Regions from separate parts of the Homo sapiens genome. Here all the other regions are linked to region 3. Evidence: chromatin loops called from intact Hi-C (ENCODE). Cell type or tissue: PC-3. All regions are shown on one strand. Links, peaks and the distances in the headings refer to the core of each region. The heading gives the core; the rest is flanking DNA. Region 1 overlaps ATP8A2 (ATPase phospholipid transporting 8A2). Region 2 overlaps ATP8A2 (ATPase phospholipid transporting 8A2). Region 3 overlaps ATP8A2 (ATPase phospholipid transporting 8A2).

The links. Peaks named below come from ENCODE experiments on the same cell type or tissue, not always from the same donor. Only the 100,000 strongest peaks of a DNase experiment are listed, where the experiment ranks them.
Region 1: a loop joins it to region 3, with 2.3 times the contacts of the local background. A loop is called at or near these places in 11 of 110 quality-filtered maps.
Region 2: it touches region 3 in a loop (4-fold over the local background); 4 of 110 quality-filtered maps call a loop at or near these places.

The regions. Positions count from the first base shown.
Region 1 is chr13:25,967,136-25,977,014 of GRCh38, reverse strand. ATP8A2 (ATPase phospholipid transporting 8A2) reads right to left here. Exons shown (of 37, transcript NM_016529.6): 35 at 8,336-8,440. LOC105370122 (a long non-coding RNA gene) reads left to right here. Exons shown (of 3, transcript XR_941764.3): 2 at 398-468; 3 at 1,266-1,435. Among named protein-coding and RNA genes, the nearest start is that of SHISA2, 80 kb to the left of the region's middle. RefSeq lists enhancers at 1-160, 1,524-2,062, 2,063-2,602. In PC-3, for the core only: no CTCF peak of the experiment used is centred there; no DNase peak of the experiment used is centred there.
Region 2 is chr13:25,855,058-25,864,936 of GRCh38, reverse strand. ATP8A2 (ATPase phospholipid transporting 8A2) reads right to left here. Exons shown (of 37, transcript NM_016529.6): 31 at 4,681-4,742; 32 at 4,077-4,133; 33 at 2,529-2,636. Among named protein-coding and RNA genes, the nearest start is that of SHISA2, 190 kb to the left of the region's middle. In PC-3, for the core only: no CTCF peak of the experiment used is centred there; DNase peaks (open chromatin) are centred at 3,856 and 5,206; H3K4me3 peaks cover 668 bases; H3K27ac peaks cover 3,986 bases.
Region 3 is chr13:26,017,151-26,027,029 of GRCh38, reverse strand. ATP8A2 (ATPase phospholipid transporting 8A2) reads right to left here. Exons shown (of 37, transcript NM_016529.6): 37 at 1,179-7,142. The coding sequence ends at 7,045. Among named protein-coding and RNA genes, the nearest start is that of SHISA2, 30 kb to the left of the region's middle. In PC-3, for the core only: no CTCF peak of the experiment used is centred there; DNase peaks (open chromatin) are centred at 4,279 and 5,339; H3K27ac peaks cover 3,088 bases.

The DNA of each region.
Region 1 (9,879 bases), core at 2,612-7,611, 51 kb after region 3:
GGAGTTCAAGACCAGCCTGGCCAAGATGGTGAAACCCCGTCTCTACTAAAAATACAAAAATTAGCTGGGCATGGTGGCGGGTGCCTGTAATCCCAGCTACTCAGGAGGCTGAGGCAGAGAATTGCTTGAACCTGGGAGGCAGAGGTTGCAGCGAGCTGAGGTCGCACCACTGCACTCCAGCCTGGGCGATAGAGCAAGATTCTGTCTCAAAAAACAAACAAACAAACAAACAAAATGAGCCGCTTTCACACACTCTTTTCCCTTTATTTGCTCTGAATTTGTCCGCTGGTTTGGCTTCAGCATTTCTTGGGGGGAGGGTATGATTTCTCTGCTTGGTCCAAGTTCTTCCTACATGTAGGGATCTAAAAGACAACAACATGCAACTACAATTCTCTAGCTTCCTTGGATTTTGCACGCAGCTTCACCAGACAGCAGACTGTGACCCTTTTCATCAGACCATGCTAGAAGGTAAGCACCCCTCCTGGTCTCTCTGGGGGCTCCGTGGCTTTCCAGTCTCTCTAATAAAGATGTAATTGCAAATGCAAGCATTTGGGTGGCTCTCCACATCTTGGCTTGGTGGAAAGAGGCCTGAAGTAAGAAGATGCAGGTTTGCCTCTCTTTAGTTGGGTGACACTGAGCAGACGTGACTCCATCTCTCTGAGGCCTCATCGCCTTTTCTGCACATGAGGAAACTTTCATTTGCTGCATGTGGGGATCAGTGTTATGATAAAAAAATAAAGTGGAGCATAATGAATAAGTCCATGGCATTAAAAACCAGGAAGACAGGTCTCAGCATGGCGGCACATCCCTGTAATCCCAGCTACTTGGGAGGCTGAGGCAGGAAGATGGAGTGAGCCCAGAAGTCAAGCCCAGCTTGGGCAACATAATGGGACTCTGTATCTTAAAAACAAAACAAAACAAAACAAAAAAACAAGAGAAAGTTCTCCAGATTCAGAGGAACTTGAGGAACACAGAAACCAAATGCTATGTGTGAACCTTGCCCAGATCCTAACACAAATCAATCAATCCTAAAAGGCAGGGCTGAGGCATCCAGAGAGTCTTTTTATGGACGGGTTGTTTGACTGATACCAAGGAATTATTATTAACTTGTTAGATGTGATCATGGGGACTGGAGTTCTACATTTAATAACATAAACAAGCATGCTGTGTATCACAGATGTTATAAAGTCTCGTGGAATATTTAGAGATGCCTCCTAAAGCATAGGTGGACTGTCGTGATGCCTGGGATTTGCTTTATGTTTCAGGAAAGAAAGACTCTGAGCAGAAGGGGTGAGATGAAGCAGTTCTGGCCGAATCTTGATAATGATTGGACCTGGGCAATGATTTCATAAGAGCTTATTGTGCTCATCTCCCTACTACTATGTATGCTTGAATATTTGAATAATGAAAATAAAACTTCTTTTTTTTTTTTCGAGATGGAGTCTCACTCTGTCCCCCAGGCTGGAGTGCAGTGGCGCGATCTCGGCTCACCGCAAGCTCCGCCTCTCGGGTTCACGCCATTCTCCTGCCTCAGCCTCCTGAGTAGCTGGGACTACAGGTGCCCGCCACCACACCCGGCTAATTTTTTTTTTTGTATTTTTAGTAGAGACGGGATTTCACTGTGTTAGCCAGGATGGATGGTCTCCATCTCCTGACCTCGTGACCTGCCCGCCTTGGCCTCCCAAAGTGCTGGGATTACAGGCGTGAGCCACCGCAACCGGTCGAAAATAAAACTTTTAAAATGAGTGTTTTAAGGGAAGCTCAGGCTGCCATCAGCACAGCAGGGAAGTTGGTGACATCAGAGAGTGTGTCCTGAGGTGGACGGCATTTGTTCCCAGGACAAGGCCTGTCCTGCTGCCCCTGAGTAGCCCACGTGTGGCCCAGTGCTTGGGACACAGTGCAACACCATCGTATAAAACCAGTCAATCAAGAAGAGCCAAGGGTAGCACCAACCACAGAAGGGCACAGCGTGGGGAGGACAGGGGAGGTGGAAGCTGAGGGTCGCACACGTGAGAAGAGAAGCAGAGGCGGAAATCACTGTGGTTCTGGTCTGCACTGGCTCAGCAGGTGGTGGGCTGAGGGCAGAAGGTGGCATGATGAGGCTGTGCTTCACAAAGGATGTCTTCAGCTGTGGGATGGTGGGTGAAGAGGGACAGGCACCACCCCAAGGGACCAGGGGGGATGACTGTGCAGATGCTGGGAAGACGCCGAGACCTGGCACCCAGGGATGCGCAGGACATGAGGGGACAGTGTGGACACTGAGAGCGAGTCTGCAGTGTGGGAAAAATTCATCCCGATGGAGCAGGAGACTCCGAAGGAAGGGCTGGTTCTGGGGAGGAGTGGCAAGGACCGGCATAGACGTTACAGACAGACTGCAGCTCAGATGGACAGGGGTAAGCTGGCGAGAGATCCTGGGGCAGAAGGGACAGCCTGGACTGGGTACACTGTCCTCTTCACAAAGAGGAGCTCCTTGAAGCTGTAATCCAAAGGCTGTCTTGAGGAGACCACCAAGATTCAGAACTCACTACAGTCCCCACCACACCCCCATCCAACATTCACTACGGCCATTCGTCCACACCACTCCCATGTCCCTGGGATTCTGTTAGATTTCTCCCTTTTACCTCAGACTAGGGGGCACACCCCGACGATGCAACTCGGAGAGCCTGCTGCATTCACATCTTCCCCAGGCTTACATGTTAGATGGTAAACACGGCCAGTGAAATGTACTTGTTATGCAGCTTTTCAGTTAGGGGACGCTTCCTGAACATCTACATAGGCTATAGATTTAATCTGCATTATTTATTTAAACCTCAAAGCGAATGTATGATGAGAAAACTGAAGTTCAGAGAAGTTAATAACCCAGCCAAGGCCACACAGCTAAGCTAGAGCCCAGCTCAGGTCATCTGTCTCCGCCGTCTGCACTCGCTTCTCTGCTTCATGACAGAGCTGAGGAAAAAAAATGCAGCTGGAAGGAAAATAAATCTCAACCAGGTGCTGGAAGCAGACATTTGCCACCTGGCCTGGAGAGGTTTGCTGAAAGGATGCCCTAATTTCCTATCCTTTTGGCTGGAAAAAAAGCCAATAATAGGTATTTTAGGAGGAAAGTGTGGGAGAGGTGGGACAAAAGCAAAAGGGAGATGCACCACATGTGCACTGCCAACGGCCAGTACTGTGAAAAAACCGATTTCCTGAAGTGACGCAGTCATTGTTGGAGTCCGGTGCAAAAGGCCTGCATCCCTCCTGCCTCAGGCTGGCTCAGCGACATGCTCAGCCTGGCAGTGGGACTGATTTTGACTTAGAGGTGTGATGATACTAAACAGTTTTTTCAACACTGTTTTAAAGATCAAAGGATTTCCGTTAAAGATCAAAGCATGACAGGTATTTTTGAGTTGAGTACTCACTCAGAATGCATTCGGGAGTTTGTGTTGTTTCATTTTTTTAATACGACTGGTTTTCAAAGGAGCACTCGAGAGCACTGCCTGGAGTGGAGGAACAATCTTTGGTTTGTCTGAAATCTTGCTGCTGTGGTTCAGGCTCTGTTCCTATTTTTCGGCAGAGAGAGCTCCATTAGGATCCCAGGCCACCTGTCCAAGGCTGTGACCAGGGCCCTGCCTGTTTAGAGGCAGCCTGGATGAAATGGAAGCCGCAGAGCAAGAGTCAGGTTTCCCTCCTGAATTCCCTGGCGGTGATGGGCCGTCCAGATTACCCCGGGTCACAGGGCCACGCACAGATGTTCACAGAACACAAAACCGAAGGGAGACGAGGCGACGGCTCGCCAGAAGGTTTAAGACCAGCCACACAGCTACCTTCACCAAAGTCACAGCGTAAGCTACACCCAGGGAAAGCACTTAAGGGGAAGATAATCCACTGCCTTCCTGGCAAAGGCAGGGGCAGCAACCGGGTCTGTTTACCCTTGACAATGGAGAATATCAGCCCTGGGCTCACCCCACCCCACCCCACTCCCACCAACTGGGATGAACAGAGTGAAAGGTGATCTAGAAATAGAACAAGCTCTCCTTGTTTATTCAGGCTATGCATAACTCAAAAACTAGATGTTTTCAACAAATATATTCCCCCTTTTTTTTCTTGCTTGCCATTGTACCTAAAATATTACAGGGCAACCACTTATCTCATTCCAAAAAAAATTAAGGAACAAAAGTCTGTCATCTTACACGCCGTCATCGGTTTATATTGTATCTGTAAAAGTGAGTGGCCACAGATAGATTTTCTTTCACCAGGAAAGAAATTTGCATGGCTTACACTTCAGGAATAAAGAAAGGAAAGATATTACCAAGACATTAAAAAACAAAGAATTTTCTTCCATTTAGCTCCTCATTGTTTAGACACTCAAAATAACGACATGCAGGGTAGACTATTTCATGTGCGGTGCGGGGGGGTTCCTGCTTCCCCAGGTAGGGATTACTGGGAAGACAGTTTGGGAAAAGGTATTCTGATCAACCCCAACAGTCACACGTGTCCAGTGTCTATAAGGCGCACAAACACCACATCGTGAAAAACACTCCTTCAAGAAGAACAAACTAAAATCAAGACAAACATTTTATTCACTCCCTAAAGCACTTTCTTCACTGTGCTTTCTGGATATCTAATTCCCTGATCTCACCCTTTCTCATTATCTGCTTCTTCATGAGAACAGGCTTATTAAAGTATCAATTCCACAGGTTGATTTTGGAAGACAAGATCTACTAATGAGAAAGTGCAGAAGCATGTTCATGAAAATTTAACTTTATCAAAATAGTATAAAAGTATGAGGCTTAGACAAGTTCAATAAAATGTTGGATGAAAATATTTTATTGAATGAATAAAAGGCACAGAGAGAAACTTAGAATCCCTGGCTACCATTTCAAAATTGTAATTGTAAATTTGGTACAAGAGGGTTTTCTAAAAAGATTAATGCATACAGATTTTTTTTGTTCTACTTCCTGTGGTTACATTCCTAAGAAAAACTGCTAGAATATTTGCCAGTGACTTGGACCTGGGTTTTATGACCTGGCAGAATGTCCTTTAAGGGGCCCTAAGCAATGCTGTCAGGACTGAGCTGAGTAAGCCCCTGGGGTTAGGGATGCTGAGGACCCCTGGGGGTGCCCTGGCTTGGCTGGCACAGGAAGGCAGGAGAGGGAGTGGGTTTCAGGGAGGATGGGCTCCTGGCCTGTGCATCTTTGCAAGGGTAAGATTTGCTAATCTTACATCACAGATGCCTCTCCATGTGTGAGTCTATGTTAGCTGTACTCTCAAGCAATGAGATAAACTGCCCCCTCCCTGGAGGCCCGGTGACTGTCAGCATCTCTCTGTGGCCACTTTGTGCACATCCGACACACGAGCTGACACACAGGCACCAGTGTGTCAGCTCATCTGGCACTGAAGTCACCGTCCTTTCCTCACTACCACCTCACTAGACTTTGGTATTGCCAGTCAGTCAGCCAGCAAATATTGACAGAGTTTCCTGTGCGGTTAACAGCTAGAGAGATACACAAATCAGCTGAAAGATCAGATGAGGGTAGGAAAGAAGGAACAGGGAGGGGTGAGAAGAGACAAAAACACTCAGGACCCCTCAAAGAGGTGGGGGTCTATAAGATCTTTAGAAGGGAGGACAGAGCTGAAGACAGACTTCTTAGTCTCTACCCTCCACCCCTCAGGAATCTAAGCAGGTGTGAAAGAAGAAAACAAAGGTTGTAAGAGAACAATTGTGAGGCAGCTTAGGAGGCCAAGCAGGACAGCATAGACTCTGTGCAGAGAGCAGCACGCCACCATTATCCAGTTTGCAGATGGACCACCCAGAAAATCTGTGAGTAATTAGGAGTGAGAAAAACAAATGGGAGGGGGTCACTGAGGAGGATGAGCGGCAGAGCCCCCAAACTGTGTTCTGGCTAGGAATTCCAAAGTGAAGCAAGATGCTGGGACTAGAAGAAAAGGAAAATGGTGCAACCAAACGGGAGTATGCAGGCCCACCCGTGCATGTGTGCGCGCACACGTGCACAGAAACACACACACACACCCCATCATATGAACTACAAAGTGAAATTTACAAGGAACCAGAAAATAAGACTTTCAAATGTAGACGGTAGGAAACCGCATTTAAGCTCTTATTTTCTGATATCCATTTGAACATTTAAAAATGAATTTTGAACAGGATAAGTGAATTTTAAAAATAACATTCATTTATCAACAACAAGCAAAAATGGGCTCACACACTCTTTCAAGGCTGACAGCCCACGACTTCCTTCAATACAATTCAAGGCCGACAGCTCATGACTCTCCTGCCAAAGTGAAGATGAGCAGCTGACCTTTTACACACCTGAGATGGGTCAGGCAATATGCTGCGTTGTACATATTTCACGAACCTTAATCCCCCAAAGAAAATATTAGCCTTCTTCTATGACAGATGAAGAGACAATCTGATCATATGAAATATCCTGCACAAGGCCTCACCGGTAGGTAGCAAAGCCAGAATTCAAACGCAGGTTCTGTATCTCTGCAAAATGCATGTGGCCCTCCAAACTGGGTGGTTGGTCCCTGCACACAGTGTTGGACCTGAGCCTTGGCATGTGCCACTCCCTCTGCCCAAATCAGACTCTCAGCAGTTCTGTCCATTCAAGACCCTCCCATCCTCAAAAGCCTGTTGTTCATCCATCTCCAACATGAAGCCTTTCTTGATTGCTCAAGCCAGATGACCCCTCCCCACATCAGAACAAACACTCTAAAGCACATTCTCACACCACATTATATGTGATGTCGTCCTGTAAAATGTTTGAGAGGAGTTTGAGAGTTTTGCTCTGAAATTCTCATTTTACTTAGAAATTACTTATGCCCCCTCAGCAATCATTGTGTATACTTGATATATAAGGGAGCCTGTAAGTTGTTTCTAAGTATAATAAACTTATTGTCCTTACTAAACTTAACGGTTAAGAGTGATATGCATTTTATAGGGTTTTAAACATTTATTAATTTCATTATGCAATGTTTCCTGCTCCCTAATTTTTGGAGCTTATGAATATGTTTTTTTTCAGGTCTCAAAGAGCACGGTAGGTCCCTGAAACTCTAACAGGTCCTGAGCCTTATGCCTCAGCTGTCTGATGGATAGAACAGCCCTGAACAAGCCTCAACCACGCGTAGTGGTTATATGTACATCTGCGGTAAAATCAGCCCCCATCCCCATGTATTCACAAACTTAAGCTTATGGAAGACAGTGCTTTTTGTCTTGTTGACTGATGATTTTTTACAGTGGCTAGCATAGCTGCTATAAAATGAATGCTTAATAAACTTACTAAAAAATAACTCATAAATAAATACAAAACCACAACTTCAACTCTATGCCATCATCCCTTTTCTAAAATCTGTTTGAAATTGTATTTTGAAAGCCTCTCAAAATGTTTGCATTCTCTTTCTTTAACAAAAAAATTATTTTGTCTTCATTGCTTTAAAAGATGGTACAAATAAACACAATATAAAGCAAAACACAAAGTGGGGACCTCTATAAGTATTTGATTTCTTGATGTTTGTTTCATTAGCAGTTGGTTACTGATTTCCTTCTAAGCATTTATAGGAGAGCTGTACTCAGAATATTATAGATATTCCATGTCCTTAATAGAGCAATGGCTTTCTAGTACCCTGCAAATTGTTCTCAGGCCCAAAGAAATTTCCCTTGATGGTACATAGATTTTAACAGAGTGCACTCTAACAACATTTTAACATCTTGTGTGATGAAACAAAAACTGCACACAGACCCAGCTGTTCCTTGTGGGGAAGGGCAGGCTCATGTTCAGGAGGAATTAGGAGAGCAAGCGGCAGTGTCTGTTCCAGGAGTTCACACGATTCCTTTCACTCCCAGCAGAAAATGTTAGCATTAAAAACTACTCCCCCATTTAGATATGCTGAAGTGGAATGTAACAGGTTTACATGAATAACAACATGCATTATTTCACATGCAAACCTTCACACTGTAGATACTCATCCTTGGGTACAGTACTTGGGTTTGAAATTCAAAGGCCTAGCTTTAACTCCTCTGTGGTAATACTGCTAACTCTGGACTCTTCCACCTTAAGATAATACTGCCACAACATCGATTTTCTGCACATGAGTTGTTTTGCTCACTTCTAAACCCAATAAAACCCCCAGTCTTACCTGGAGACTTCCAGAGATTTAGGTTTCATGTAGTCACTGAGAGTGTGATTTAAATCTGAGAATAACCAAAATTCTTAAGCCTGAGCATACTGTGCTCCCATCGAAAACCAAGATGAGAAAAAGAAATACAGGAAGGAATAAGGGAAAAGGGCCGGGAGCACCTGTGTTCTGTGCGGACTGGGACGGAGTTCCCCACCTCTTTCCATTGCTATCCCGCAGCACCGCTTTTCCCAGGACTCGAGACTTGGTTTCCAGCTCCTGCACCTCCTCCAGCAATGTCTTTTTGCAGGTGTGCTTGGCTCTGTGTTATGAGGAAAAGACAAAACGAACATGGCATAGAGACTTGACACAGCTGGGAAAGACAGGCCGCTCCCCTCTCAGGCCACAGCCAAATGCCCTTTGGTGGAGGCCGAGGCTCGGGAAGTGGTGGAGCTTTCACAGTCTCCATGCATGACCCAGGTTCCATCTCCACAGCCCGGAAGTATCCTGAGTGCTGCAGACCAGACCCGGATCATGCATGTCAAGAGTCACCCCCACCCCGCAAAGAACCGGAAGTCGGCCGAGCAGCCCAGTCACTCAAAGACTGGGTGGGGTTCACGAAGACCCAGGGTCTACCTCTACAGCATTTCTTGTCAGGAACTGAAAACCAAGAAGACACTTTAAACCCTCACCTTAGTGAACAGGCACTGGTTCCCTGGTCCAAGGACCCCAACTGCAGTCAGAGAGCCCAGGGGTTAGCAAGTTTCCTCCCTCCCTCTTTAGCGTGAAAAGAGCCACTGCCACAGCAGCCACGGGGCTTAGGATGCTAGAGTGCATGGTCTGGATGCAAAACCAGAGGCTTGAAACGTGGAGTCAACACAAATCCAGAGTGCAGGTTTCCCATCTTCCTCTGGCAACAACTCACCATTGGAGTCCACACACGCAGGCCTCAGTGACATTAATACAACTTATGAAATAACCCGCAGCCTGGACAGCTCACTCTTCTTGAATGGTAGGAAGAGTTCCCTCTACCCTTTTACTGAGGACACTAAGATGAATACCTCACAATGCTCAAATAATTGGCCAATCTCAGAGTCTTTATAAAATGAAAACTAAACTAAGCTAAAAGTGAGCTACCAGTTGGAAACAATCTAGCTACTAGTTGGAAACAGTCTAGGTGAAAAGACATTTAACCAGATATAGGTTATATAAGAGAAAAAAACTGCAAAGGGAAAAGGCTCAAAAATTAGTAACACACCAGACTGAAAAGCTTTGCATCGGTTTAATTTAAATATAAATACATGTGAGGATCCTGCTATGTACCAGGACCCAAAGACAGAATGAGAACAAAAACTGAGCACCTTTGCCCAGAAATGAAAACGGTGTCATGGGAACATTCTGAAGATGTGGGCTCTTCCTGCAGAATCCTGTACCACCTCACCCACCCTCCACCTTCAAGGAAAGAAAGCCTGTTAAGATAATGTGAGCCATCTCCCGACACTCCGAGTTAATCTATAATGGAGTATTAGCACTGAGACACTGTATATGCCCCTGTCATCCTTTCCCCCAAAGTAAACAAGGGAAAGCCACACAGGCTTTAACACATAATACCTTACTTAATTCCATCAAACAGTGTCCTGAGACTCAGGATTGATAAAATACTGCAGTTCAAAGCAGAGCCTGTGGAATTTTAATTTAAACAAGAAATGAGCAAATATCTAACAGTTTGCTGGAAAGGAGAGTCAAAAACGATGTTAAAAT
Region 2 (9,879 bases), core at 2,793-7,792, 160 kb after region 3:
GTGAAACAGTGTAAAAGTTGGCTGTGACACTAAAGTTACACATTTCCTGGCCCCCTTTACCCACTCAGGAGCCCCCTGCCCTGGAGGAAGGCTAGAGATGATACACAGTTCTTTAGACTCAGACAGCAGAGTACCTACTCGGAAGTCCGGCCACTAGAGAACCACATTAATCCTCTCATGTACTGCTTAATGAAAACCTCGGTTTCACCCAGCTATCATCTATTTCACATCATTATCATCTGCTTCATGGGAACCAACCAATAAAGTGATTAAAATGACATGTTTTAAAGAAAAATAAGCTTTTACAGAAAAATGCAATGTGGTTGAATATGATCACTTCTTTGCTTTCGGATGGTAGAAACAACTCACTAAAGTTCTGCTGGAAGAGTCCTTAAACATGTGAATGTCACCATTAATCTGAGCCTTATAACCATACAGACCATCATGCTTATGTGACTGGTACAGTGAAAATGTCGGCACCTTAGTAGCTGCATGATCAGCCTGGTCCTTCTGCAGTTGGAAAGTCGGTATCTCGATGGGAGTGAGAGTTGGCAAGCAGCCTAATTCACGCACATTTGGAGTTACTGAAGTACATGTGGTTCCCTGGCACAGCTCTCTGTTTAGGACTCAGGAGGAGCTTTCAAAGGAATGGGCTTTGTCTGTCAGTCACATGCCAAGCGACCCCGTCCTGTCAGCTGTCACTCTCTAATTTAGAACACTGTCTATGGCCATTGGCTGAGGCCCCATCTATTGTCCATCACCACAAAATTCCCCAAATGAAATATTCATCACAGCAGATCCATCCTGAACCAGAAGGAAGAGAACACAAAGCAGATATTCTAAGCACCAATGCCTTACCAATGGATCGTTGTCTTGTAGTGGATACTTTTCTTGGTTTGCTTTTTGTGGGGATCAATCACATTGCTTTAAAATAGAACTGATTTATTTAAACACAAAATATCTTTGTTGGAAAATGCTCATTTTGCTACACAACAATCTTCTGGGTTCACTGAACGCCCTCTAATTTCCTCTACTGTCTGGATTTGGAAAAAAACTGAAAAGCATGTTATATGTTTGTCCTCTTTCCTCACAGAAAGCAAAGATGCACTAGAGGACATGCAAGCCCACTCCTATAGGACAGGTCCGTCCTGCTCAGCACCCACACTCAGTGGAGGTCTCAGACGACCTGGGCTATTAGCTGACAGAGCTACCAGGTGAAATGGCAAGTAATGCTACCCTGGGCTATCTCACGAGAAACAGTTGCTAGACATGGTCCAGACTTGGATAGACCCAGGAGGTTTTGCTCATTTCTACAGAGTAAGTAAAGCAGAGATAGCAGCCAGGTGTGCCATGAACAGGCCTGGCCCTAAAGTATGTATCCTGGGGCAGGAACACCAATGAAAGCCTGACCCACAGTTCCCATCCCACCCTGGGTTCTGTGCCCCTGCACAAGCATCCTGCAAATGTGGGCGGGAACATCGGTGCAAACATCATCTACTCAGTGCACACCCTTGAAAACAGCTGCCCCTTTGGCCCAGTGTGCACACTGGCCTAGATATGGAGAGAGGACCAGGCAGGCCTGGGCAGGAGGCTTTTGGCTGTTTGGGAAGGAAACAAGGGGTCCTGGGAGCCCAGAGAATAGATTACAAGTGGGAAGATGGACTCTGTGCATCATAGCTTTTCACTCCGTGCCGAGGAACACACCCAGCCACAGAAGGCCAGAGCAGAGGTCCTTAAAGTACAGGGCCCAGCAGCCTCTTGGGGTTTAAGGGCAGTGCTGGATGTGGGCAACTCCAGGGTGGGGTCTCTGGGGTGGGCTTGGAGACCTGGGCCTGCACAGCTTCCTTGGTAAACTGAGGAGGTGTGTACCAGAGGACTGTCAGCTCATTCCTCTCCACACCCAATACTGTGGGATTCTAGGATACAGTTTGTCACTGTTGATGGCTCAATCTTATGCACTGGACAAAGATAATATGAAGGAAAAAATAAAAAACATTCAAATGAGTGTAAAGGTCTTCAATCTCAGCCTCTCTAGTTCAAAGAGATGAACAATGAGAGATTCTGGTTTATCAATGATCTGGTTCATAGAGCTGTTAGATTCATCTGTCACAGGTGACCCAGCAGAGTATAACAACAAACCAGAGTACAACATCAAAACTGTAATCAACATAATCAATGGATTAGGAACCATTCAAAATAGCTCCAGTTTTCCAACTGTACATATTGGTACTGTGTGTAATTAACACATAATTTATTATGGAAATGTGGGCATGCCAATAAGCCGGAGGATTTAAGTTGACAGTTTTCATAATACTTGAAACTTCAAATGCCTTTTCTGTGGACTGGATGACCTCTTCCAGGTGCTTTGGTTTGGTTTATCTCCTGATAGATTCTGATGGAAGCAGGAAGGACCAGCCTCTCCTGAAGCTCATCGTGGCTGTAAGACACACAGTGCCTGCTCACCCGCCCATGGAGAAACATTGCTGTCACAAGACACAGAAGACACACTCCCAATCAGGAGTACTTACCTGTCCTCTCATATCTGGAGCAATGGGAATGGTGGGCCAGATGGTCGAGTAGATGCCAAAAAACACCAGCCAGGTCAGCATGCTTCCCCAGACAGCCAGATGACTGAACTGCAGAGGGAAATAGACACTCAGACAGGCTTCTCGACCAGCCTGGCAGATTCACCCCAACTCCACTTGCTGCAGAATCCTTGCATCCAAGCTACCTTTCCTTATGGAAAGACTTTGATGACTCACCAGTTAATGGGAAGTTCAATCTTTCTAATTCCCATGTCTCAGAATTTTTAACAATGAATTCAAGTAATGAATGGCCCCAAAGTACCCTGAAGATGAAGGTGCTTTTGCTGTCACAGGTGACCTTACTCTAAGATTTCTCCCATAGTAACAGCGGGCCCCTCTCAGTTCATAGCAAGTGTTTGCTCCAACCTGCGGCTGTATACAACAAGGACTCATTAATCTGGTAACAGAGTGGCTGAACAGACAAAATAAATAAGATGTTTTTATTTATCATTTCAAGACTTTGTTCCATTCCTTTAGCCAAGAGTTTTTTATTTTTAAATCTGAAATGGATATTGCCTCTTAACAATGCCCCTTTAAGCATCTACTGCGTTGTTCATTTTTTCTTCTTTGTCCTCTTAATGTGATGATCCTTGACTTCTTTCTCTCTTCACACCCCACAATCTAATCCATGTGCAAGCTCTGTTAGCTTTTAGAAAGATAAAATGAATCCAGACTCCGACCACTTCTCACTACCTCCTCCTCTAACATCGTAAGCAAAGTCATCATCACCTCTGACCCGGATTAATTGCCACTGTCTCTTAGGGGATTCCCTGATTCCTCACTGACCTTCCACCCCATCCCCATTTTTCTTAGCAGAGCATTTAAACAGCAGCCAGGTCATGACACTATGAGAGACACACATGAAGCTTTAGTTATAATCTTTAAATGCTGGAAATAACCAAAATGTCTAAAATAAGAGAGTGATGAAGTAAATGGTGGGACATCTGTAAAACGTAATACTCTTTAATCAAGAACAATAACTTTGTTGACTTGTATTTTAAGTCACAGAAAATGTGCCTAATATATATTTAAATTAAAAGGGATTACAAAGTCCTATGTTTTATAATGCATCATCTTATTAAAAAATACACACACATGCAGACATAGAACGAAGTCCGGAAGGTTCCACAGGAAAGCATTAACAGTGACTGTCTCTTGGTGGTAAAATTATGGACATTAAATGTTTTTTGTCCTTCTATATTTTCCATATATGTGTGTGTATAATATGGTTTTTGTTTTTACAATGAGCAAATACATTTGAAGTGAGATGACTGTTAATAGCTTAGAGCTGTATTACGTGCCAAGCAAATGAATCACCAAGAGACTTTGGATTGCAAATTTACCCTGATCAAGATCAAACCACAATTTTTACACAGAAAATCTGAAAGAAGATAGCCAGATATTGCTTATGGTTTCCCCAAGGCTTAAAAAGAAATCCTAGCATGAAAAATATCTATACTGAACAGAGAAACAATTCTAGAGAAAACTTACTTTAGTCCAAGCTGTGGTCTCCAAACCAGCTTTCAGACAAACAGTAACAACAACATACTGTGAAAATAAAAGACAGTTTGGAAACACATTATTCTCAATGAGTTATTTTCACTTTCCATGAGAAATCCCATCTCTCCACTCCAGAACTAGCTTCCCCAAGGCAGCTCCGGTTTGAAAGCACCAGCCATGTCAGTAGCTAATTCTCTAAGGGTTATTTTCAGGGGACATACAGGCAGATTCACTTCCAGAAGAGCTTTCATTCTAGTAACAGTCTTTCTCATAAATAATAGTTTTGCCCTTTTCTTAGCTTGGGAGATACCACCTTCCTGAGTGTTGTTTTCCTTTGCAGGTAGGTGTAAAATGGTCATTTGAAGAATGGGGAAATCTGTTAACCACCTGCCCAGAAACCTTCACTTGGCATAACCTTCAGAAACGATGATGTAAGCATTTCACAACCATTCTGAACTTTGAAGGATATATAAAATACATTTTGAAGATTTGAAATAAATAATAATAATGAGGAAGGCCCTTTTTAAGGGTTTAGAGAAGTGCAAGCCACACATAAGCTGTTTAAGAATGGCTTAATAAACAGAGATAAACTTACTGTGTAAACAATATTTCCAACAAATAAATAGTCGGTAGCATGACCACTTGTCAACACAGTATCTGAAAAACAAAGAAGTTACTATTAACATCCAAGAAGCTGAGCATGGCCACCTATTTAACTCAGAGCATTAAACAGGGAACTTTAGGAACATCAATCAACTCACAGAGTATTTCAAAATCCCATCCTGTGACTCTAATGCTTACTTCTCTTTCTAATGATGAACTTTTTCATCTTATATTCTCTCCAAATGAAGCAAATAAAGTCAAGCTTCCAACCAACCAACCAACCAAACGCTTGATCTGCACTGAAATTTACATTTTTGTAAACATTAAAATTTATCTTTGTCCAGTTTGTTTTAAAAAAAGGAGTAAGAACATACTCATCTATCTTTATTAAGTGCCATCGATGTTGGGGCTTTTTCCAGGTATTCTTTATGATTCATCTTTACATTTTGCTAAATTGGAATTATGGACCAATAAAAAGATAACTACATGCATATTAAACCAATTCATCATGACTGAACTTGGAAAGAATTTTGGGGGTATTTATTACTCATGTTCTCATCTGCAACTGTATGAGCTTCCGGAGTCTATCACCTGGGGGAACGCAAGCACTCCAATGACAGAAGTTTAGAAAATAGAAGAAGGATTTTAAGCCTCAGTTTTCCTATATTTTCCTTTTTTTTTTTTTCTTTTCAAGGATGGCTATGACTATAACAACCACTAAGGCAGAATGCTAATAGAGTTGTTTCATCATCTCCGCTACACCTGCACAGAGAAGTCTGTTTTTTATCCTGAGTGGTCAGAGCCTATTTTAATATCAGGCTTAGTTTCCTTGGATGACACTGCCAACCTTCCTTTATTCTTATTTCTTTCAACTTCTTCCAACTTTTGTTTTAGATTTTGGGGTACATGCGCAGGTTTGTTACAAAGGTATACTGTGTGATGCTGAGGTCTGGAGTACAAATGACTCTGACACCCAGGTAGTAAGCATAGTACCCAATGGGTAGTGTTTTTTTTTGTTTTTGTTTTGTTTTGTTTTGTTTTGTTTTTGAGACAGAGTCTCGGTCTGTCGCCCAGGCTGGAATGCAGTGGTACAATCTCGGGTCACTGCAACCTCTGCCTCCTGGATTCAAGCAATTCTCTGCCTCAGCCTCCCAAGTAGCTGGGATTACAGGTGCCCGCCACCATGCCTGGCTAATTTTTGTATTTTTAGTAGAGACAGGGTTTTACCATCTTAACCAGGCTGGTCTCGAACTCCTGACCTCATGATCCACCCGCCTCAGGCTCCCAAAGTGCTGGGATTACAGGCGTGAGCCACCGTGCCTGGCATCCCAATGGGTAGTTTTTCAAGCCTTTCCTCTCTCCCTCTCTTGTCAAGTTCTCCGGCATCTATTGTTCTCTTCTTTATGTTCATGTGTACTCAATGTTGAGTTCTGACTTATAAGAGACAACATGTGGCATTTGGTTTTATTCTTTTTTTATACTCAGTTCTGGTCTGTGGCCCGCAGGCTGGGTAGATAAGGATGCTTGTGTTCAAATTTCCAACCAGTAGCTGCTATACATACATATCTGGGCTCGCAGATTTTCCCAATGCTTGTTGAACAATCCCACTCTTATTAGAGAATCAATATCTATTTATTTTCCTAAAACAGCATAATGATGGAGTCATAAGTGGAACTGCAGAAGCATGGGTCTCCGAATCCAGCCCCTGGGCACACACAGTCTCCCGATTCCAGCCAGGTAAATCTGTGGATAAGGGAAGATGAACCAGGAAAGCAACATCACGGGCTGCACTAAACGGAGGCCCCGCTGCTGGGTAAAGTAAGAGTTATATCGGGAGAACGGGGCGAGACATGGCCACTGACTTAAAAAGGAACGGTCTCAAAGCTTAGGGGAGAGGGGACAAGGACAGACTGGAGCTTAGGCATGACTTCATTAAAAGGGAAGGAAGGGAGCAAGTTAAAAAAGTAAAAGAAAGGCTGAATTAATCCCAAGAAGGCAACATGCTGATGTATTAGCAAATAGTTACTCAAAATTGTAGGAGTTCACTTTTCAGGAACTGGCCTTAAGACTGTTTTACTAACAGGTGCAACACTTTTAAATGCCTGCCTCAATGAAGAAATACTTCAGTTTAGTATGGAGACCATCTCTTTGATTCTAACATAGATTATAGCCTTGAAATGAATAAGATTCTTCTTTTATGTACTCAACAAATATTTACTTACAGCCTATTTTATGCCAGGCACTATTATGAAAACCGGGAAGAGAAGGTCCCTGTTTTTATACAGCTTGTGGTCTAGTGAGGAGACAGGACATAAAACCTTAAACAGATACACGATAAAATGTCAGGTGTAATAAGTGCTATGAAGAAATACATTAGCTGCTGGGTGCGGCGGCTCACACCTGTAATCCCAGCACTTTGGAAGGCCAAGGTGGGTGGATCACCTGAGGTCAGGAGTTCAAGACCAGCCTGGCCAACATGGTGAAACCCTGTCTCTACTAAAAAAACAAAAATTAACTGGGCATGATGGCACCTGCCTGAATTGCCAGCTACTCAGGAGGCTGAGGCAGGAGAATCACTTGAACCTGGGAGGTGAAGGTTGCAGTGAGTGATCATGCCACTGCACTCCAGCCTGGGCAACAGAGTGAGACTCTGCCTCAAAAAAAAAAAAAAAAAAAAAGGAAAAAAAAGAAAAGAAAAGAAACATATTAGCCAAGTGTGGTGGTGCTCGCCTGTGGTCCCAGCTACTTGGGAGGCTTGCGGTGGGAGGATTGCTTGAGCTCCGGAGTTTGAGGCTGCAGTGAGCCATGACTGCAACAGTGCACTCCAGCCTGGGTGACAGTGTAAGACCCTGTCTTAATAAAAAATAAGAATAAAACACAGGAGCTATAAGGTAGAGTAATAGCATGGCTATTTTAGATAGGGAGCTCTGGAACAATCTTTCTGAGGAGGTGACATTTGAGCAGATCTGAATGGTACGAGGGAGAGAGTTAAATGGGGATCTACAGGGTGAGTGTTCCAGACAGAGGAGAGAAACTGTGCAGAGTCTGAATGCAGACAGCACTTGATGAGCTCAAGGATCATTACGAAGACCAGTGGGGCTGCAGGCACTGGGAGAAGGAAAAGGAGAAGGCAGACAGTCAAAGGGGCAGACAAATGTGGACCACAGCAAAGAGCTTGGATTTCTTTGTTAATTGTAATAGGTAACCACTGGAAGATTCAGAGCTGGGAATGAAATGGAATAAGTTACATTCTTAAAGGAATAGTCCAGCTTTTATGGGAGAATGGACCATAGATAACCATAAATAGGATAATAATAAATGCAAAGCCAGCTTAGAAATGACTGTAGCAGTCTATCTAAGAGGATGATACTAGTCGTGTTATAACTGTGCAGCCCAATATGGTAATCACCAGCTGCATTTAGTTGTTTACATTTAAATTAATTAAAATAAAATACAATACAAACTTCATTCCTACCTGGGGCTGGGGAGGAAGGGGAGAAGGAGGAGTTATTGCTTAATGAGCACAGAGTTTCAGTTTGGGGTGATGAAAATTTTTGGAAAAACATAGTGGTGATGGTTGCATAACATTCTGTAATTAATGTCTCTGAATTGTATGCTTAAAATGTTAAAATGGAAAAGATGATGTTTTTAACATAATAAAAATTTTTAAAAATGGATCATAGAAACAAAGCTATAAAATCATTTTTAATTGATGTAAATTTAAGGGGTGCAAGTGCAATTTTGTTACATGAATATATGGGAGTGAAGTCTAGGCTTTTAGTGTCTCCATCACCTGAACAATGTGCATTGTATCTATTAAAGAATTTCTCATCACCCTTTCCCTTCCCACCCTCTCACCCTTCTGAGTCTCCAGTGTCTATCATGCCACACTCCATGTCCATGTGTACACGTTACTTAGCTACCACTTATAAGTGAGGCCATGCAGTATTTGACTTTTTGTTTTTGAGTTGTAAAACTATAAAACTCTTATGATAAAACATAGCGATGAATCTTTATCACCTTGGATCTGGCAATGGTTTCTTAGATATGGCACCAAAAGCACAGTGAGGAAAGAAAAATGTAGATGAACTGGACTTCTTCAAAATTAGAAACTCTTGTGCTTCAAAGGACAACACTAGGAAAGTAAAAAGACAACCTGAAAAATGGAAAAAAGTACTTGCAAATTATGTATCTGAAACCTGTATCCAAAATGCACAAAGAGCTCTTACAACTCAACAGTAAAAAGGCCACCCAAAAAATTTAAAAATAGGCAAAGGATCTGAATAGACAGTTTTGCAAAGAAGATATCAAAATGGCCAGTAAGTGCATGAAGAACAGCAAAACATCATTAGCCATCAAAGAAATATAAAATCAAAACCACAATGAGATACCACTTAACACCCACCGGGGTGCCTACAGAAAAACAGACAATAACAAGATGTGGAGAAATTAGATCTTTCATACACTGCTGGTGGGAAAGTAAAACGGTGCAAACCCTGGAAAACTGTGAGGCAGTTCCTCAGAGCGTTATGTACAGTTACCATGTGACCTAGCCATTGTACTCCTAGGTACACATCCAAGAGAAATGAAAACATATGAATGAAACCCACAAAGCCTTGTACTTAAAAGCTATAGCACCATTATTATAATTATTCATAATAGCTTAAAATAATGAATAGCATTATTCATTATTCACAATAGCCTATTTATAACCCAAATGTCCATCCACTGTGAAATGGTAAAATGTGGTATATCAATATGATAGAACACCATTATTAGGCAATAAAAAGGAATGAAGTACTGATACATGCTACAACATGGATGAACCTTGAAAACCTTATGCTAAGTGAAGAAGCCAGACACCAAAGGCCACATATTCCATCTCTATGGAATGTCCAGAAATGGGCACATCTACAGAGACAGACAGTAGATCAGTGGTTTCCAGGTACTGGAGGTGCTTGGGAGAAATGGGGAGTGACTCTTTTTTTTTTTTTTTTTGAGATGGAGTCTTACTCTGTCGCCCAGGCTGGAGTGCAATGGCTTGATCTCTGCTCACTGCAATCTCTGCCTCCTGGGTTCAAGCGATTCTCTTGCTTCAGCCTCCCAAGTAGCTGGGATTACAGGCATGCGCCACCACACCCAGCTGATTTTTGTATTTTTAGTAGAGACGGGGTTTCACCATGTTGGTCAG
Region 3 (9,879 bases), core at 1,630-6,629:
TTCCGGAGGACATCATTACAAAGAACACTGCTTTAGGCAGAGAGGTTAGGGTCTGCACACTGTTTTCAGCTAATAAGAGCCTCTCAATGGTTCGAGTTTATTCTGCTGAGCATCAGTGAAGAATGACATTTCAAGAAAACCATTGCAGCGGCAAAGGCAGATTTTGTAAAGATATGAACAAGAAATGGCAAAGGTTGGAATTTAACACTTCGCTGTTGATTGTATTAAATCATTTTTATTTTCTCACCATTGGGGAAGAAAAGGCCTGGCCAATGTAGAGCAGGAGATGAAAGCCCTTCCCTGGTGAGCTCTAAACTGTAGAACTCTCTGCCTGCAAGTGAGGCCTCCCGTGTCCTTGCCATGCCTGAGACACAGTCACTGAGGTCAGGACTGCCTTGGGCTGGTCAAATCCAGGTCTGATAGGAACTGGACCATCTGGGAGGAATCAAAGTCCGCTATGGAAAATTGCAATAAATTCAGAGTGCAATTAAGAAGTCTTTTGGGATCCAGGCTCAAGCCTCACCAGAGAACTGTCATCTAACAGGCTGTCTTTCATCCCCAGGTCACACCCTGCTGGGGAAGTAGAGAGCTACCCAAACAAAGCCAGGCAAGGGGCCAACATCTGGGCCCGCCAGCTTCCTCCCACCTTACCCCGGGTGCGAGGAGTCTGCCTTGGCTGAGGCATCACAGAGAACCTGGAGGCAATGGATGCTTACCTGAATGCAACTCCTTGTACCTAGAGAGAAAGGGCAGGGGTGTCTTTCCTCTTTTTAAAGTAACAATGTCATGACTTCCTGCTTTCCAATTGAATTTGAGCTGCCTCCTCAGTTTGTAGCCAAATGAGATGAACTAGAGGGAGGGAAGTAATGGAGGAAGGAGGTCTTGTAAGCACCATTCTTTCCTTTGAGTGACTGAATCCAAACTCTGTGTGGCCCCCTGGACTCTCTTCTAGAAAATGGGGCCTTGCCTCAGAGCAAGGAACATGTGTTCATCTGGAACTCAGACTCTCCTGCGCTCCTGCCAGTGAACACTGTTGCCTGGGCCTCGGCTCTCCAGGCAGTGTATGTGTCCTTGAGCCTGCACATGCTGACAAACCCCTGTGTTACAGGCCGCAGTCCCTGTGGCAGTAAATGCTGATTAGTGGAAAAGAAAATTCCAAAATAAAACAGTCCAATCACTTACTTTAACAAAAGATTTATTTGAAACAGGTTTGCGCAGACATACACCAGTCAACAGGATTGATCAAAGCCACAAATCACTAAATTCTCCCAAAACTTCTAAAAATACAAGTAGATGCCCTCCGTTTGTATTCACTCCAGGAGGGAACCCAGTGCACTGTAATGTGCTGCTGTAATTTAACAACCAGAGGACATTAATAGGACGTGAAAACGGTAACACTTCTAGAGGGAGGCAACAAAAAACCCCACACACCATAGAAGCACCCCCCACGCTGCTGGGAGCCAATTAAACGTGCCCCCACAGCCCTGCTTCCCTCTGCATCACCAGATTAAAACCTCCCCATCACAAACAATATTTAAGCAATCCAGGCACAGATGTGACAGCAGACAGGAGAGCACGTGGCTTTGCTCGCATGAGAAAGACGCCACAAAGATGATGCATTTGAACGACAATTCAGTGACCGGCAGCCCCATCCTGCAGCTGGCCCTGCTGCAGCTGCCTGCGTGGCCCTTGAGAGGGAGGCTCAGAGGGAAGCGGCATTGCACAGGCCTGAACTTGGCCATCTCGGGCAACGGGGGAGAGTGGGGCGGGAGGGGAGAGTAGGAGTTTCAGTACTGACATTGATTTTATCCATGAAAACCCAAAAGTCTTTACTGTGCAGGGAAGGAGAGAAATTCCATGACAGGGCTGGTTTCCTTTTTTTCTTTTCTTCCTTTTTTTTTTTTTTTTTTTTTGTTGTTGTTGGTGTTTATTGATTCACCTATAAACCACATATCAGGCTATCTCTTAAGAATACAACAGACTCCAATCCCATTGGAAGTGAGTTCGCAGCCTGCTCTCTGGGCTCTCTCCCTCTTTCCGGCCTTTTCTCTTTCACACGGAAGAGCTTACCTATAAAAGGCTCTTGATAAGCTCTCTTGACCCCCAAGTTTCCTGGGCAGGGTTATTTGGATAGTGCTATTACTCCAACTTTCTTCTTCCTCTTTCTGTCATAAATCAAAGCCACCTGACACTTTGCGCCCGACTTTTAAAACAAACAGGTCTCCTTTCTTTCTTCAGCCAGGTCACAAGAACTGCCTATGGGCTAATCTTGAGAGCATGTTTTTCTTGGTCTGAGGCCTGGGAGAAAGAGCAGAGTGGATATCTCAAAGGCAACTAGAGCCCGAGATTGTCACTTGAAAATGCGCCAGCCTGGGTGTAAAAAGAATCCCTCTTTTGTCTCTCCTCAGTTGGGAGAGCCGAGGTGTTCCTCAGAGGTTAACACTGGATTATACACGGGGTGCGGCGCGGGGGAGCTCGCCCTTCTTTTCTGCTCCCATTTGTTTGTGGCTTCTGCCCATTCAGATTTATGCTGGCTCAATGCCCTTTTCTCCTCACTCAGGGTTACATCCCAGATTCACAAATCACTCATAGCCAACAAATTAAGAGAGCTTTAAACAGAACATTAGTTACAGACTGGGCATTAAATGAAGATCAGGTAAGGTGAAGGGGAATGTACTGATGGACAACTTGGGATGCTGAGAAAAAAAAATAAATGAAGGGTACAACACATCGAGCGTGCTGGTCTGTTAACACCTTTCAAGAATGCCTAATGATGTCATTATGGGGGTCTTGGGCCCTCACCTCCGAAACCCCTCAAAAACCCTTCTAATAGTCCTTCTTGGCCTTCAGGATGGAAAAATGGCTAGAATGAGGTTAAATCTCCCCGAAGGCTATACTGAGACAGTTAACTGCCTTGAGCCAATGAAGAACCAAAACCAAACCCAACTGATATAGATTTTCTTTTTTTGAAGGGAGGGGGTTTTAACTGTTCCCATTGTGATTATATATGCCCGTATAAACATTTACATGAAGAAAACATTTCTTGAGTGTAACAGGGGATGCCATGTTTTGACTCGACCTGATAAACTCATTTCTTTGCCAAGTTATTATTTCAGGCTCTGCTTAGCCACCATTTCCCTGTTCACATTTTTTTATGGATCCCAGGAGATGAAGACTACATTTCAAATGCTGATGTTAAATCACTCCTTGAATTACTTTGAGACGATGACCCTGGGCAGTAACTCAAACCCTGGCTGAAAAGTGTGCAGTCCTTTCACACGTTCAAAACTAAAGACCACCTTATCCTATAGCAGTGTTTTGCAAACATTCAATTCAGCTATGGTCTAAGACATAAATCCCTTGGAACAGAGGTACCTGATAAAAATGCTTTATGGTTCCAAATGACAAGATTAAAGGTCATTATTATAACAAATGGAAATTACAGACTATAACTTTCTTTTTAAAAAATTCAACCTTAAATCCTGTAATATTTACATACATATGCATTATAAGACATTAGTTACCTAGGCTCTTTCCACCCCCCCGCATTTTTCACTGCTTCTTGACAAGTTATTACTGATTTTCACAGCCAGCTCCCTATAGTGAGACGAACCTGAAGCCTTGTCAAGGGAAAGAAAATGTCAACAGAATTCTCAGCTGAGCTCTCCCAAAGCCCAGGTTCACTTCTCAGGATATTCCTCTACAAGTGTTAAAAGAAACAGCACTCCTCGCCCCAAAGCACGTTTTGTATGGTGTGCCGAACCAAAAGAGTTACCATGTTTTTGTTTTCATGTGTGCATGTGTGTGTTGGGAGATGGGTGAACATAACCCTGGTCAAGAAGCCTGGAATATTCTGCACTGAGGCAGGACAGACACATCAGCTCCACTCCTAAATTATGACCGAGCCCGTTCTGATCAGCACAGAGTATTCATCCAGACTACTCTGCTCTCCTGATACGTGTTTTCCACAGCTACCCTTGCTGGCACGTGTCAGTGTGCAGTGGAAACCCAGAACTAAGCCCACAGTACAACTGGTCTCTTCCTTTTGCAGGGTCATCCAGGAGAAGAGAGACTCAACACAGGACTGGGCTGTCTGTACACAGCAGTAGACCAAGGGTTGGCCTGAGTGGATTCTGCCAGTTTAGCTCAATCCAGAGTCAGGCCCTGGAGCGCTAACCGAGCGTGACCTGCCAGCCCGTGAGTCAGTGAGTGTCTGGCGGAGTGACAAGCCCCATGTGGCATTTTTGCTGAGCTGACAGCCAGCGTATGCAACCTAGTCCAGTCCACCCTGCCCCAGGGGAGGGGTTGTGTGTGACACTCTGACCTCAATTTAAAGATAGGACAAATGACACAGCCCCTGAGTTGGCCCTGGCTAAATATTATACATCACACGTAGTGACAGCTGCTCCTCCTAGAAACCAATTTACAGCCAATTTAGTCATTTGGCTGTAAGAATGCTCAACCACATGAGAGGATAGAAAGGCATCTCTTCTAATGTTTTCTTCTGTGTGCGTCTGTCATCACTGCAAATATTGTTTAGTCTACTTCTCAAGAGAATAGGAAAATACACCTGTATCCTTAAATCCCAGAAAATATGAACTCTAATGTAAGAAACAAAAACCCCAAACAAACACAAACACACACTTAAATACATAATTCTGATTTGGAAGGCTTCAAGTTCAAGACAGAGCTAACTGTTTGACAAAGAATTCAATTTCTAATCCACTCTTTCCAAATAGGCTTAGTTCCCAAATGAGACAAAATATGAATAGTTAAGATGCCTAATGCACATTCAATTCCAGTTTTCGTTTCTCCTCTGTATCTTGGCCATCACCTTTCTGGGTGTGCAAAGAAACCATACACCTTGGTTTGTCGTGTTAGTCATAGGCACATTTTGTGTTAGAGTTCCTGCATGACAGTCCTTCCGTCTTGCTGGGTACTCTGATATTTAAAAATGTTCTATGCACCTTGGGGAGAAAGAAATGGCCCTTTTTGGAGCCTCACCTGTGAATTGCATTGTTCTGCTGCCCCTCAGGCCCTCTCTGCATCCTGGTCACCTCATAAGTGAGGATGAGTTTTCTTAGTCAATGCAGATCATATTTTAAATCATTTCCATGCCCAGTAGGTTGTAGATTTCTGACAAAAAAGGGTTAGGAAGCAAAGTGCACTAAAGTGTTATTTCCTAATTTAGCACAATCATTCCTACAGGGTTGACTCATCCTCCGACTCTAGAGCTAAGAGTGACAGGTGTGCTCCTTCGCTGCACAGTCATGTGATAAATTCATTCATTTCCCCACAGTGAAAATCCAAAACATGCTCTCCACTCCCATTTTTCACCAGTAACAGTTGCCCACAAGTATTTAGGCCATCCAAAAATCTGGTTTGGCAACCAGAGCAGAGAACAGGGCTCCAGGCAGGTTGTTTAGTAAGGGCTCCAGGTGCTCACATTCATGCCTGAAGACATCTAGGTTCTGTTGAGATTTAAGTGTGGGACTCTGCAGTTGGGAAAGTCAGTGATTCCGCTCTTCACTTCCTTGTCTTAGATAATTCAGGATATGCCGTATTCTGATAGGTACCTGTGTCTAACACTGATGGGATACAGAAAGGAAACCATGTCAGTATATTTTTTAAAAAGGTGTTTCCCTGAAATGTTTGGAATTCTTTTCAATTAGAACTGTGTGTGAAGGTCTTGTTTAAGCTCTCATACACACTGGGCTGATCATGACAATTGTCTGGGTCTCAAGGCCTATTTCAGAGTTTCTACTGCAAAGATCTGGTGGCGATTCCTCTGTGTCCTCCTCTCAGTGTCTCCGTGTCCTTCCTTCTCCTTCTGAGGACTTCTGTGGTCGTCTTGTTCTCCCCACTCAATGTCCTATACTCTTGCATCTGGGTTTACTCATCCTCTGACTCTAGAGCTAAGAGCGACAGGTGTGTTCCTTCGCTGTGCAGGCATGTTATAAATTCATTCATTTCCCAACAGTGAAAGTCCAAAATGTGCTCTGAAACAAACGTGGGTTCTAATGTAAGTGGATGCCAAAGGCCCAGCAGTCTGGATGTTGGGAAGGGAGTATTCAGAGCCTGACCACGGCTGGGAGTCCTGAAGGGGTTCTACCACCACTCTGACCTGTGGGGTGGCCCCATGTCAGACAGAGGCAGAGAGACGTTTAGAATATATGCAGAAAGGCTATGTTTCTTTTCTTTCTTTACAGAACGAGAAGGGCGGTGGAAGAAGGAATTTTTCGCATCTGTATCTGAGTCTGCAGTGGAACAAGGAAAGGCGCGGGTTTGGGTTGGCTGCCCATCGGCCGCCATGCACTGAGTGGTGTGGCCAGCCATGCAGCAGGTGTGGGGGTGAGGGGCGCCTGGACACGGCGGCAGGACTGGGCCGAGTGCACCTGGAGAGGGTGCGGAAGACTCTTCCAGGGCATCAGTTGGTTTGCCCTGCTGGAAATGTGGCTAAGAGGTTCAAATAAATGTTCTCAGGTTGACCACCCCGATAGAGAATTTTGTGATTTCACTGCAATCAAGAAGTTTATGCCAATTTTACACACAAAACAGGAATCAAAGCAGGAGAGCAACCTGCCTACAGTGAAGTCTGCATGTGGCCCGTTGGACTTAACCTCTGAGTTAACTCAACAGGAAGCAAGTGTGCCCTGCTCCAATTACACAGGATGGGCCTCTCACGCAACATAAAACTCCTTTCCCTTTCTCCCAGGACAACTAGTACTGATGTTTAAATATTGGTGAAACATAATGTTTTTAATTTCACACCTCACAGAGCACAGTTGAATGCTTCATAACGACATAAACAAAAGTTAGGCTAAGCACTGCAGACGAGTTGGGAGGGCAAAGATAGCTTCCCCTGTGGTCTGCACTCCAGGTTTGCGAGGGAATATGTAACTAACAAACTGCTTGGCTAAGGCCACAGAAATGTGTTTCCTGGTGTTTTGGCTGCTGACGCCAGTCTTCTCTGACAAAGATGTGTTAACACTGGGTGCAACAAACTGAATCTCTTTCCTAAGATCAGTCAGGAAAATTCATGTCTTATTTCTTCCTGGATTTCTTTTTGGTGGTGTCATAAGCACGGATGACTTCTTCCTGACTAACAGCTCCGTGTTCTTCTTGAGAAAAAGCATACCCATCTGAAAGTGAAGCACACAGGAGAAACTGGTTAACAGGAGAATTGGGGGAGCACACTAGGTTTAAAATAAGCTGCTTTTTTTTGGCAGCGTGCGGGTGAGTGCGACATCTGGCCTCCTTAGCCTTGGATAGGTGGAGGCTTGAGATGAAGAAACCTGTGGCCATAGAGGGGCCGTGGCGGCCGTGTGCAGGCTAACTGGGGTCCCATGGTTCTAGCTGCTGATGCTGGGAAGGGAAAGCCTCTGAGGGTAGGTTTCCTATTTCTAGGGGGCTGCGGCTGAGCTCAGTGTGGGAATCACACACAGTGGGTCACTGGTCCCCGACTCCACTTTCCCACTGCCAATTAAGAAAAAACACTCCTGTCTGCCTGATGCTGTAGGGCAGCCAGCTAATTTATGAAGCTGTAAACATGCCAGGGAAACACACACACAACACTAATAGTGCAAGCTGGCAAAATGCACGTGATACCTGGAGCCTTCCTGTTTATTTATTTGAGACAGAGTCTTGCTCTGCCGCCTAGGCTGGAGTGCAGTGGCGCGATCCCAGCTCACTGCAACTTCTGCCTCCAGGGTTCAAGCAATTCTCCTGCTTCAGCCTCTTGAGTAGCTAGGGCTACAGGCATGCACCACCACGCCCAGCTATTTTTTTTTGTATTTTTAGTAGAGACGGGGTTTCACCATGTTGGCCAGGCTGGTCTCAAACTCCTGACCTCAAGCAATCTGTCCACCTTGGCCTCCCAAAGTGCTGGGATTACAGGCCTGAGCCACCACACCCAGCCCTGTTTTTAAATCAGACTGATCTGGACTGGTAATAAGTAATCAAAGTAGGGTTGTTTCCATGTAAAGAAAAAGGTTACACAATAAACTCAAAAGGAATTTAGTGATTGATTGGACCTGTGGCCATACAAAGACTATTCTTACACAATCAGTTCATATACTATTAATAAAATAAATAATAGCCAAGACTCATTAAATGCCATGTGTCTAAGACACTGTGCTATAAAATAAAGCTCATTTAATCCTCCCAGAAACCCTATGAGATAGGGGATTATACTCCTCCCACTTCACAGATGAGAAAACTGAGGCACAGAGATTTTTGTGACCTGCCCAAGGTCACAGACCTCGTGAGTGGCAGAGCTGGGAAGCAAACCCAGGGTCCACACTCTAGAGCTGAGAACCAGCTTTAGTGTTCACAAGCCCAGAGTGGGGCTTTTCTTCCAACTGGCCCTTCCCACAGAAAGACATTTATAAGGCCTGCTCTCCATTGGCTAACCCTTCTGTGTCAGGGGTCTGGAAAAGTCCCACAGCTCAATTAGACATTCTGGCCAAAAGACAACACAATAAAAAAACCTGACAATCTTGAATTCCATCCATGCATGCGTACAACTTATCAGGGGAGCTGTGAGTTCACTGTCATACTCTTTAAAAGGAGAAAAGAAGTCGAAAAGGGTGCCCATGAATCAGTTCCTGGACTGCCTGTTAATTTCCTGAGGCATCTGGCTTAAAAAGGAAATTTCTAGAGTATCAAGACATACAGTAACAAGACAGAAGAGTCCTCGTGGGATGGAGAAGAGGAGGAGACTTTAAAAGAAGACACTCAGGCTGTTTTCTTACTCTGTGTGTTCCCATAACTGAGAGTCCCGGTCCTGGGCTGGCTTCCTGGCTCTTCCAGAGAGCATGCCTTCTGGCCACTGCCTGAGAATCCCAAAGGCTCAGGGGGGTTATCGGGGGAGGCAAGGGCTTGTCTGCAGAGGTGGCCTGAGAGTTGACTGAGGACATGGGCTGAGCAGCAGGGAGGAGGGCCCAGACCAGTGAGGCCACAGGAGGAAGAGACAGTGGGCGGGAGAGAAGGTGATACAAGCTGAGCCAGGGTGAACAGAACAGAAGAGAACAGAACAGAGAGGAATCTTCCACAGGGGGCTTTTGTCTACTTGCTCACCTCCATTTCTAGCAAAACAAAACCTACAAACCAAAAATTCCCACCACATGGTAGCCACAGTGAAGCAGCTCCCAGACCATTGTGAGCCCTCAGACAGCTGGGTACAGGAGCAGGTGGGTGTCTGAGCCTGAAGGCAGCATCAGCCTGGAGGGGAGCTCCCTTGGGGGCGGATATGCTTGTGCCAGCCTTGGGCCCACACCTAGTGCACTTGAACTTCCTGACCAGGTAGGTGGCTGTGCTTTGATTCTCAGGGCTTTAGAGTTTTCACATGATCTGCTTTCAAGCACCGAAGAGCAAATGCCACCACTCCTGTTCTCCTAAGAGCTTTTGGATTTTCACCAAGTTGCTTAATCAGAGATTAGCAGCAGGGACAAGGAAACCTCCGTTGCCCAGCTTTGGAGGAGCTGCCCCAGCCTCCTGCCTCCCTCTGGCACCGTGTGGCACACACACTCTCATCCCCAATCCTGTACAAGCTGCCCTTTATGAAGCATTTTTACTGCAGTCCAAGAGGAGACGTCTTTCCTTGGGATGTTTCAAAGCAAAATCTAGCAAATAACACTGCTTCGTCTGCTCCAGTAACAAGGCTATGTACTGTGGTCAACTTGGACAATTTCCATTCTCCAGTTCTTTAACAAGGAACGTTTCTAGTCCACATCTGAAGTCATCCTGAGGGGGCCTGGCAGAACAGCAGCTGCAATGGCAGGGTCGTCACTGGCTCCACAGCTGCTGCACCACTCCCGGGGCTGCTCCTCAGTCCTACAGAAGTGGTTCTGAGTAAAGAACAGTCACCCCAAAGAATGG